2 separate regions of the Homo sapiens genome follow, and region 2 is linked to region 1. Evidence: read pairs that join two places in POLR2A ChIA-PET (ENCODE). Cell type or tissue: Caco-2. All regions are shown on one strand. Links, peaks and the distances in the headings refer to the core of each region. The heading gives the core; the rest is flanking DNA. Region 1 overlaps LOC105374384 (a long non-coding RNA gene). Region 2 overlaps PLB1 (phospholipase B1).

The links. Peaks named below come from ENCODE experiments on the same cell type or tissue, not always from the same donor. Only the 100,000 strongest peaks of a DNase experiment are listed, where the experiment ranks them.
Region 2: POLR2A ChIA-PET joins it to region 1 with 17 read pairs; 3 of 35 experiments call an interaction of 5 or more read pairs at or near these places.

The regions. Positions count from the first base shown.
Region 1 is chr2:28,678,096-28,683,466 of GRCh38, forward strand. It overlaps LOC105374384 (a long non-coding RNA gene), which reads right to left. Exons shown (of 3, transcript XR_939878.3): 1 at 5,014-5,371; 2 at 1,646-1,877; 3 at 1-442. Among named protein-coding and RNA genes, the nearest start is that of PPP1CB-DT, 71 kb to the right of the region's middle. RefSeq lists an enhancer at 3,237-3,326 and a silencer at 4,650-4,856. In Caco-2, for the core only: no CTCF peak of the experiment used is centred there; no DNase peak of the experiment used is centred there.
Region 2 is chr2:28,542,627-28,547,997 of GRCh38, forward strand. It overlaps PLB1 (phospholipase B1), which reads left to right. Exons shown (of 58, transcript NM_153021.5): 14 at 586-642. Among named protein-coding and RNA genes, the nearest start is that of PLB1, 49 kb to the left of the region's middle. RefSeq lists an enhancer at 2,916-3,415. In Caco-2, for the core only: no CTCF peak of the experiment used is centred there; DNase peaks (open chromatin) are centred at 933, 2,165, 2,575 and 3,373; H3K4me3 peaks cover 1,117 bases.

The DNA.
Region 1 (5,371 bases), core at 99-5,098:
CCAGGACAGCAAGGTTCTCAACTGGGTTCTGGGGGGAGAGGCACAGAGGGAGGTTTGACCAATACAAACTTGTTTGACCTCATAATCCTGTTGAAGCTGAGCCTTCCAGCTTAGGCTATAGGGGAATAACTACAGCCTGCGATACTACATGAGGAGTCACAAGACTCCACCCTCTGACCTTTGAGATGAGCCCTCAGCCATCCCTCCAAGCACCTGCTGGAGCACTTTCTGCCCCTCTTCTTTTTGGCAACATGGTCAGAATCCTGACCGCTGCCAGCTGGCTTCGGTCAACATGAAGGAGCAGCCACAGCCATTTCAAGGTCACTTGTGGAATTGCGTCCACGTGGACTCCGGTGACTCCTGTGCTCTTCCTTTTACTCCGAATGAGACACTTCATTGTTTGAGGTCTGAGAATTCTCCAGGGAGTTCTGGGAACTGGATGCTGGGCAAGACAATAAATAGAGATGGCGGAACATGCCATTCGTGGGAAGGGAAAGAGATTTGCCTTCAGGGAGGGCAACACAATAGCCCAGGGGTGTAGCTTCCCATAAACCTTGGCAGCGTGGCCCACAGCACCAAGGACACGGTCACCTACAGCAAGAGGGTGGGGTCTGTAGCCAAGCAGCTCCCCATGGGCAGGAGGAAAAGGAAGAAGTCATATGTAGAGCAAACTACACACCCTCCCTGAACCTCCTATTTTGGGAAATGAGGAATAAAATGCTACTTGTTATAGGCCTTGTTGGTCTGGATGAAAGCCTTCAAAAGCCTCATACGTAAATGCTTCAAAGCATTTTCAAATAGTTGCTTCAATTTTAATGTAAAATTGATCAGAAGGCCAAAGAGTCACCTGTTTCCAAGAATGTCTATCATGTTATCACAATAGTGCAGGTGATTCTCTGACCCTCACTGACAGCCCATTCACATTCCCCATGCTCTTGTCTATGCTTTTTGATGTGTCTGACCATTCATAGGCAGTGGGAAAAAGAAAAGAGAAAAACAGTCACACTCTTGCAGTCATTTCAGTGGGTGATTCTCTGTCTTGCTCATCAGGGTTCCCCTTGGTGCTCTCATAACAGATCACAGTGACAAACTCCCCTGATATCTGTGGCACCCGGTGCAAGAGTACAAATGGAGGCCCTCAGACATAGGTCTAATATTTTAAAATTATATGTCAAGCTAACAAACTTAAATATGTTCTACTAGCCTATCTTGAAAATATACATGCACAATGACTTAGAAGGCTGCTTTCAAATTTAGAATTCTCACTCTTCCAGAGAATGCCAGCTCCCAGATGCTTAGTCCTGGACTCATGGACTTATCCTCCCATCTCCCACTCTACTTGCCCCCAGCCCAACCCACAGGCCCAAGCTCCATCCACATGCCCCACTCACAGCCACCCCTTTGCTATTTCTTAAGCCTAGGGGTGCACAGACTAGCCATACTGGCTGTGACCTCAGTCTTTGGGAGGATAGATCTGGGAAAGAAGCCCGGAAAAGTTTGGAACAGGCTAGGAGCCTTTCAGGTGGGGAATTCCAGGAATTATTATATTTGATCTTAAAGGGAGAGGCCTGGGTCGGGGGAAATGAGCATAAGTTGGAAGAGGAAAGTGCAAACCGAAGGAAGGGCTGGCTGTGGTGGTACACACCTGTAGTCCTAGCTACTCCAGAGGCTGAGGCGGGAAGATCACTTGAGCCCAGGAGTTCAAGACTGCAGAGAATATCCAGAGAATGTTTTAGAAGGGAGCCATGGGCTTCACAGAGTCACGTCTCCTTGGCCCTGTAGACTCCTTCCCCACAGGGAGAGGCATGGCTAGAAGAGGGTCAGGATGGAGTCCTCTAAAGGAGCAGCCACAGCCATTTCAAGGTCACTTGAAGATCCTGTGAGCCCAAGAGTTCAAGACTGCAGTGAGCTATGATCGCACCACTGCACTCCAGCCTGGGTGCCAGAACAAGACCCTGTCTCTAACAACAACCCACCTCACCCCCCGAAAAAAAAGAAGGGATGAAGGTCAATCCCACTATTCGTGACTATTAAGATTGAGGCAGGGCCAGTCATGGTGGCTCGCGCCTGTAATCCCAGCACTTTGGGAGGCCGAGGCATGCCGATGGCTTGAGCCCAGGAGTTCAAGACCAGCCTGGGCAACATGACAAAACCCCATCTCTACCTTAAATATATATATATACAAAAGTTAGCCAGGTATACTGGTATGCACCTGTGGTCCCAGCTACTCAGGAGGCTGAGGTGGAAAAATCACTTAGCCTGGGAGCTCAAGGCTAAGTAGTGAACCTGCAGTGAGAAGTGATCATGCCACTGTGCTCCAGCCTGGGCAACAGAGTGAGACCCTGTCTCAAAAAAAAAAAAAAAAAAAAGATTGAAGCAGGGCAGCAGGTGTTTGGGAAAAAGGTTTCTCACCCCATGTGGTTAGCTGGCCCTCCTAGGACCATGGCTTACTATTTGACCTTGGGCAAGTTTCTTAATTCTCCAGGCCTCAGTTTTCTCAGCATTTTCCTTAAATGAGCCTTCTGAAGACTAAAAGAGATAACACCTGTTAAATGCCTGGCCCAGAGGAAGCAGTTGGTAATTGGTAGGTATTAGTATTATTTTCCTCTCCAGTGGGAGAGCAGGAAACAGAATGGCCAGGCTGGAGCCAGCTCAGCCCTGGTGTCTTCCCTAGAGGACAACATGCTGCTCCCCAGCCCTGAGCACGCCAGTCTTCAGGTCCTGCCAGGTACAGGACAGCTTGTAGTCCCACACGGCAGTCGGTCGGCCAACCGCACCCCACAAGCCTCATCCAATATTGATGCAGTGTCTAATGTCTCCTGAACACAATACACTGCTTCTCAAACAAGCTCCTGCCTTTCTATGACCCAGAGGAGGCAGAGGACTCTTGACATCCCTTAAACAGCTACACACCTGGTAAATTTTGCCCCTAATCACAGGCAAATGTTATGCGAACCATTTCTTTCCAGGCCGGATGAATGGTCCCACTGCCTGCTTTCAGGGTTTTCCTCACTACTCTGGCTCTTCCAAGAAAGGAAAGAAAGGAGATGAAAACCACAGTTGGAAGCACCTCCTCTGTGCCAGGCACAGGACAAAAGGCTGTGCATGCATAATCTAATCCCAACAGGAATCCTTCCAAGTGGGTGCTATGGGCTACCATTTATAGATGGGACTGAGATGTAAGGGGGTTGATTAGGTCACTCAAGCAAGATCACACCATTTGGATGGGGCGAAGTTAAACTTTAGATTCCGCATCTCAGACTGGTGTGCCCTGCTGACGCTACTCAGGAAATGAGACTGAAGTGTGTGGGAAATCCCCACGCCCCAGCAAGCAGGCCTGTGGCCAGGACCACTGCCTGGGGTCAGGCTCACTTAGCTGCCCTGCACCACTTTCCTGGAAGGTTTCATCATTGAAATTAAGGAATAATTTCTTATAGTTTGCCACAGAGTTAAGCCAAGTCAAAACTTTTAAGTTCTACTGGCCCCTGCCAAGCGATTGCAGATCAGATCTCCTCTCCTGCCCCCAAGGAGCTGCCTTTGTTTCCTTCTTTGTCCTGTCACAGCCCTCCCCCAAAGCATTAGATTCAGAAAGGCCTGGGCACTTGGGGCTGGGGGTGGCACAGGGGAATGAAACACTTGGAGAGGAAAAAAAAAAACAACAACCCTGACTAATACAAAAGAAATTTCCCAACCACATATGCACCATATAATTACCTACATACATACACATACATAATGAAGGAGATCTTAAAGCATGCATTTAGTAAGGCTTTACAGAATAAATGTATTTGAGGGCAGTCTTCCAGTAAGTGAACATTAATCAACAGAGAACAAGAAAGATAAATATTCTACCCAGCAAGCCAAGGGATAATAATACCCCTCATAGGGCCAGAGAAATTGAAGGGAGAAGATAATGAGTTGTTTTCTTTATGCTCAAATTAAAGGTGGGACAACTAAATGTATTCCTTCTTCAGCACCTACTATGTGCCTGAACCAAAACAAGGCAAAACAGCCAAAAACAAAGCAAGACACTGTGGGTACATAGCAGGTCTAGGACCAGAGGAGGCCAAGGGGACAGAAGATGGATGGGGATGTCGGGGGGCCTCCCCCGTGTCCATTCCTGGTAAACCCAGCTTCCTGTGCAGCTCAGGCCTTGGAAGAAGCCAGCCCTGCGCCCCCCACCTACTCTGGGGCAGGGTCTCACCCCCTGACTATACGTTTGGTTGTGAGGGTCAAGACACATGAGCTGGTCAGAGATCACTTGGCAAGAGCCAAGAGAGCTTAGAGAGTTTTGACTTGTGACAAACACTAAAGGAAAGCAGTGCAGTAAATGGGCCTGACCCCAGGCAGAGGCCCTGAGCACAGACCCATTGTGGGGACTTCCATGTTCCTCGGTCCAAGGGCCACATCCTGACCCAGCTCAGGACCATGGAACAGCAGGTGAGGTGTGCCGGGTACCTCGGGGAAAGCTTCCCTTGCTCTTCTGGAACCATTCCCCAAAACCCTGTCTATCTCTCCTGAGTCTGGGCAGGTGTGTATGTGAAGCCAAGAGCAGTTGAAGCCATGTTACCACCCTGAGGGAAATCAGACTCAAGATGAAGCAGGGCCCACAGAAGGTGGAACAGAGAGACAGAGATTTTGAAAAAGGAGCTGTCATCTATGCCAATCTTCCTGAGAAACTGATGAGACAGAAATGAAACAGGGTCCCCAATTCCCGTATTAGATGGTGGAGGATGACCAAAACCCTGAGTAGCATCAGGGTCCTTAAAGGATGCTGTTCCCAGATGAGGGGCCCCCAAAGGAGGGCAAACTGGGCTGCTTGTCAATGGGGTCCGAGGACCAGAGCGGCCTTGGTCACTGAGGAGGTCCCATTGTGAAACAGCTAAGAGCTTCGGCATCCGCGGCCTGGGCTTGAGTCCTGGCTCTGCCCCTAGCTCGTGTCATCTTAGCAAATGACTTAACTTCAGAGAGCCTCTGTTTCCTAAACTGACCAATGGAGACAAATACACCTACCCCAAAATACGGCTGTACGGATTCAACGAGGTGAAGTGCATGCAAGGGCTTGGCACACGGTGAGTGTCCCATGAGCGTTAGTTGTGCTGCTTGAGGCCCAGTGTTCCAGGGGGGACGCCATAACCAAGTGTCCTCAAGAGCCGTTGGCTCCCAGGGAGAGAGGTGGACATGAGGTCACACATGAAGAGCTCTTGGCAGGGTGCCTGCTCACAGCAAGCGCTCAGCAAACGGCAGCTGCTGGAATGATTACCACTATTTTAAGCCTTCTCTACTCAGAAGCTAGATCACTGTTTGGACCCACATGGGCTCCTCCTCGGTAGGCTTAGGCCAGGCGGAGCACACCAGGCCCTCGGCATCA
Region 2 (5,371 bases), core at 55-5,054, 140 kb before region 1:
TCCTCTCCATCCATCTCTGGAAGGGAGGGGAATCTCAGTTGCCCTTGCCCGCTCCCCCAGGACACTGGGCAAGGGGCCACCCAGACCATGTAGCACTTGGTCCACACTTGCTGACCGAGGTCTCCGTAGCCTCAGTCCCGTGTCTGGGAACAGTCCCTCCCTCCAGGCTCCTGCCTGTTGGAATCCTTGTGCCATCTCCACACCACAAACAGTGTTTAAAGTGATGGTTTAAGAGGGTGAGGAGAAATATTAGCTCACGTTCCCTTCCTTCATCCTTCTACTCAGATCACACCTGAATCATTCCCTGCCACCCCCTCCTTCCACTGTTTAGTTCAGTGACAGAGAACCCCATGATGACATGGAGCTGCCTGACGTGCCACCTGCTCCTGCAGGCCCTGACCTCAGGGCCCTGACCCCAGACGGTGGTCCCATAAGTGCCCCTGTTATTGATGAGGGGCTGAGAGAAAAGGCCTGGACAGATCAGGCTGCCCCAACTCTATGCCAGAGAGAGCTTCAAAGTGTGTAGCAGGTCCGTTGCATTCCTGGGGAGACAAAAGGTCCCGCTGTCAACTGGTTCTCTTTTAGGAGGACCCCCGACTCCAGGATTCTACCACGCTGGCCTGGCATCTCTGGAATAGGATGGTGAGTAGATGGGGCCTGGGGTGGGGCCCACAGAGGAGGGGCAAGGTCTCCACCACCACTGAGCCCACCGTGCTGAGGAGGGGCTGCAGGGCGCCCCAGGATCCCAGGACAATGGTTCTGGGCCACCAGGGATGCTTCTGTCTCCCGGTGACGCCCCTCTCTGACTGCCTGAGACTTTGCCTCGCCACAGGTTCTGCGCTGCAGCCAGGCCAGTGAGCAGCAAAGGTCTCACAGGAGCCTCAGCCCTGGTTTCCCAGAGGTGGGGCCGTTTCTCAGAGTCTGTGTGGAAGACCTGCTTGAGTCAAGCACTGGGGAATGTGCTCCCCTCACCATTCCTGTCCAGCCTGCCCTCACACTTAGGCGGTGTTGTGCGGTTGTCAAGGCCCAAGGTGGTGCCTGGAACAAGCGTGGGCTGCAGCGTGATGAAGGCCTGGGTTGGAATGCTAAGCCCACCACTCACAAGCTCTGTGAACTCAGGTCTCAATGCTCTTTCTGCAAAATCCAGGTCAGCCCCTGGCCCAACATATCTAGCGCGCAGCTCGCTCCTGGCCTGTAGTAAGCACTCCACGTGGATTGGCCTTTTTACTGTAACTGTAACAGGATATCCCCAGATTCCAAAGGGCCCCCAGGGATATCTGGGATTAGTCAGGGGATGGAATGTGGCGTCGACGTCGAGGCTTTGAACCTTTTCAGGGCGTCAGACAGAGACCTGAATTTGCCATTTATTTTCTTCCCACCCAAGCTGCCTTATTTTTAGAATTCTAGTGACAGAAATTCATTTTTCTTCTTTTGTGGATCCGTCTCCACAACTGACATACTGTGTTGAGTACCAGGGACAGCTGCATTTCAGCACACATGAGCCAGTGTGAAACAGAGTGTAGGGAGGGAAGGGGCACGGCCTCCGACAGTCCCTGGCACTGGAAACCTACTGTCTGTCCTTTGAAGAAGGCATTTGAGTTCTCTGAACAGGGACGTCTCTCAGTGTGCCTGGCACTTGCGGGGACTATGTCCCCAGAAATCCACTTTGCTGCTGATCTCCCATGATGGGCAGAGAAGAGGAACCTGGCCCCTCCAGCAGGGACTGCTCTCCCAAGCCCTCTCTCAGGGAGAGGAGGGCTGATGATTCCAGCTCAGCCAAACCTCTCCTCTCCTGCCATCTTTCTCCCAACCAACAAAAGGACACCTGTGACATGGCTTGCCCTTGAAGGTACCACCATACCACCTTGTACCCTGCCCTTGTACCCTCCATGGTTCCAAGGGGGATACAAGAGACCCACCAAATGTGGCTTCTGTTCTCACCAGGCTTCAGGTGTAGCTGGGAAGGGCCAGACAGCCCAGAGGAACGAGAGTCAAAAGGGACTCAGCCAGCAGTGTTGTGCTGGGCCACGCACCAAGAAGCAATGTGAACAATGAGGCCGGGAGAGCCCATGAAGAGGGGATTTGAATGGGCTTTGTGAAATGTGTTGGAGGAGGTCACGGAGGGCGTTCCCAGGCAAAGGGACCTTTGTGAGCAAAGGGCATGGAGAGAAGAATGCGTCAGATGCAGCAGCAAGGGCAGGAAGAGGCCTGTCTGATAAGAGAAGAGATACGGAGATAAGGCTCCCAGCGTGAAAGGAGCCCTTGAGCACCAGACAGAGAAGCTGGAGAGGGCAGGTCCAGGGAGAGGGCTGGATTCCTATCCCTTTCTCCTTTCATCATGCTATTTGTCCTTGATATTGGTGGCAATAGCAATAATAACCACCTTTACAGAGCTGCCAGGTGATGGTCCCATGCATACAAATAAGGTACACCCCACGTACGGTCTCTTAAAACTACTCGAGGGTCAGAATGAGCACGTACACAGGAATGGAAGGTCTCACCCTCAAGGCCAAAGGCCTGCGACACAGAGAGTGTCACAAGGGCTTAGAAGAGGAGGAGGATGTGGCTTTCCTAGGTAAGCAGTGACCTCACTCTCTCCACACCCATACAAGTCCGGTTTCCCAGTGCCAGTGCAAACCCCAAGCTTCCTGCAGCCTCAGCCAGCAGGGACATGGGGGGCAGGGAGAGACAGGATAGGAGGGGGTTCCCCAAGCATCCCCAGTCCCTCGTTTCCTCACAAGCAAAATGCCAGACCATCCCACAGTTCCCGGATCGAGCACAGCTGCTGGAACACATCAGAAGCTCCTGCAGACCCGAATTCAGCCATGAGAAGCGACGGGTATAACAGGTTAGGGCGAAGGGCACTGGACAGGAGCCAGAAAACCCGGGCTCTGATTTCGGTCCCACTTTCGGTGGTTTCTTGAGGCAAGTCACACGGTCTTTCGGGGTGTCCATTTTCTCTACCTGCCAAAAAGGTCTAAGCACCCTTAGCCAGCACCCAAGGGTTTGTGAAAATATGGGAGGGCATTGGGCTCCTTCCTACCCTTGGTTTCGCTAATTGCATCCTCCAGGTGCGGGGAGGGCGGGAGTCTCTGCCACCACATCTGTGATTCTTTGCTGGGCTGGACTGGGACATCGAGGTGGAAGGCAGGTGTACCTGTTCTGTGTCTACCCTCGCAGACACACAGAGCCCAGGTGAGGGCTGCCCTCTGTGTGGGGAGCAGAGAGGGACTGGCAGAATCCCCATGATCACAGGGAGTCCAGGTCCATTACTCTGTCCTCAGACACCCCCGGACACAGCTGTAGGGAAGGAGGATAGCTCTCAGCTCTGCAGCCCACAAAGCCACATACCCAGACCACGTCAGCATCCTCCCTCCCTCCCTCATCCTCCAAGCCCTAGCATAGGTGAGCATTGAGGACCAGCAAAGGAAAAGCTCCACCCATCAGCATGGGAGGTGACAGCAGCCCCATCTAAACATGCCTGGAACTGTCCTGGCTGAGTGAGGCCTCCAGGCTGAAGCTTGCACTCCTGGTGCCAAGCCGAGGAGGATTTTGTGTCTGGGACACGGTTCATTCCCTAGGCCCTTTCTGCTGCTGCCGCAATAATTTCTGGTAATTCTTGTACATCAGTCGTTTTGAAGGGGACCCACCTTTAGGGAACTGATGTCCCTGGCCCTCTCAGCAATCACTGACCCCACCTTATGCCGAGTCTACACCAGGTGCCGAAGCCACAGGCAGAATAAGGAACTTGGGGATTGCTCACAGTCCAGGGAGGATTCTGCTGCTCGGAGAGGATTTTTAAGGTCATTGCCCTCACCCCTCCCACACTGCAGTTCATTCCTCGGTGGCAGGAAGCCGTGCTGGGGAGATGTGCAGAGTGGGGTGGAAGCCCAGACCAGCCCCGGTTGTCCCTGGAGTAAATAGCACATGTGCATTTATGGGACCCACAGTGTGGCAGGAGAAAGAGGCACACATGAGGAATTATTTGAAGTAACTGTGTCATTTCCATCCTTTCTGGGGATTGGGGATGCAGGAGAAGAAAGGGTCAGAGCCAGTGTAAAGGGAATGAATGGAAGCAAGGAGGATGGAGGGGACTCCTAAAGGGACATTTAGGACAAAGTTCTCAACGGAAATGGGTTTCTTGGGAAAATCTATGAATTTTCCTTCTTTGAGGCCCTTTAAAAAAAAATAGACTCTGCTTTATCCACTTTGTCAGAGTCATTTAGATATGGCTCTTTCAAGGTTTCTTTCCAGATTCCATTATGGATTAAATTCTTGAAAGGTTGGGGAAAGGTGGGCGTGGTGGCTCATGCTTGTAATCCCAGCACTTTGGGAGTCCGAGGCAGGAGGAATGCTTAAGGCCAGGAATTTGAGAACAGCCTGGGCAACATGGCAAAAACCCTGCCTCTACTACAATACAAGAAATTAGCTGGGTATGGTGTCACACACCTATAGTCCCAGCTACTCGGGAAGCTGAGGTGGGAGAATCACCGGAGCTCAGGAAGTCAAGGCTGCAATGAACTGTGATCGCACCACTGCACTCCAATCTGAGCAATGAGAATGAGACCCTGTCTCCAAAAAAAAAAAAAAGAAAAAAAAAAAATTGGGGAAGAGAAGGTGGCAAGACAGATCAGCACCTGGCCCTCACCCAGGCCTGCTCAATACTTCCTTTGACAGCCGCCTTGAATGTTCCAGGTGGGACCTTGTTTCTAGGAGCGGCCACCATCAGAATAAAACAGAAAGAAGCGTGGAGTCCATTTCCTCTCCTAGGCCTTGAGCTAGAGAGTTGCCACTCCTTTTCCAAATGTTCAGCTAATTATACCTCCTTATCTGATTCTCTTTCAGTCTGGCTGAAGAGCCAATTCCACTAAGGGTAAAGTTCTTTTCTTGTTTCTTGCTTATTGGGGCACAGATGCTGGGGTAAGATACCGCTGAGGAATCTGAAAATCCTCATGGAGGTTGGTAGAAGCTGTGACTGAGCCAGACAGGCTGCCCCATCCAGTAGCTTCCCACGTTCCTTGGCAGAGTCATTGGAAGGGGAGGTGAGGGCCAGAGGTACGACCAGAGCCCAGCACCTGTGGGCAGCCAGATGACAGTAAAACTGGTTCTCCAACAGTAGGAAATAGCCCGTGCAGAAGAAAATCTGCAATCCCTCCAAGCTATTGCATTTTTCTTTGTAAGTGTTTATATATGTATAATGAACATTTAAAAATAACAAAAACAACTTTTAAAAAAAATCCCTCCTTCCCTCTAATTCTTTAACGGCCTTCACTTCCCTATGTCTAATGCTTTACTAAGTTGATAATCTGCTGGTTTCTCCTGCTGTTATACTATAAATGTTTTATCTACGTTATTAGATGTCATTTGATGG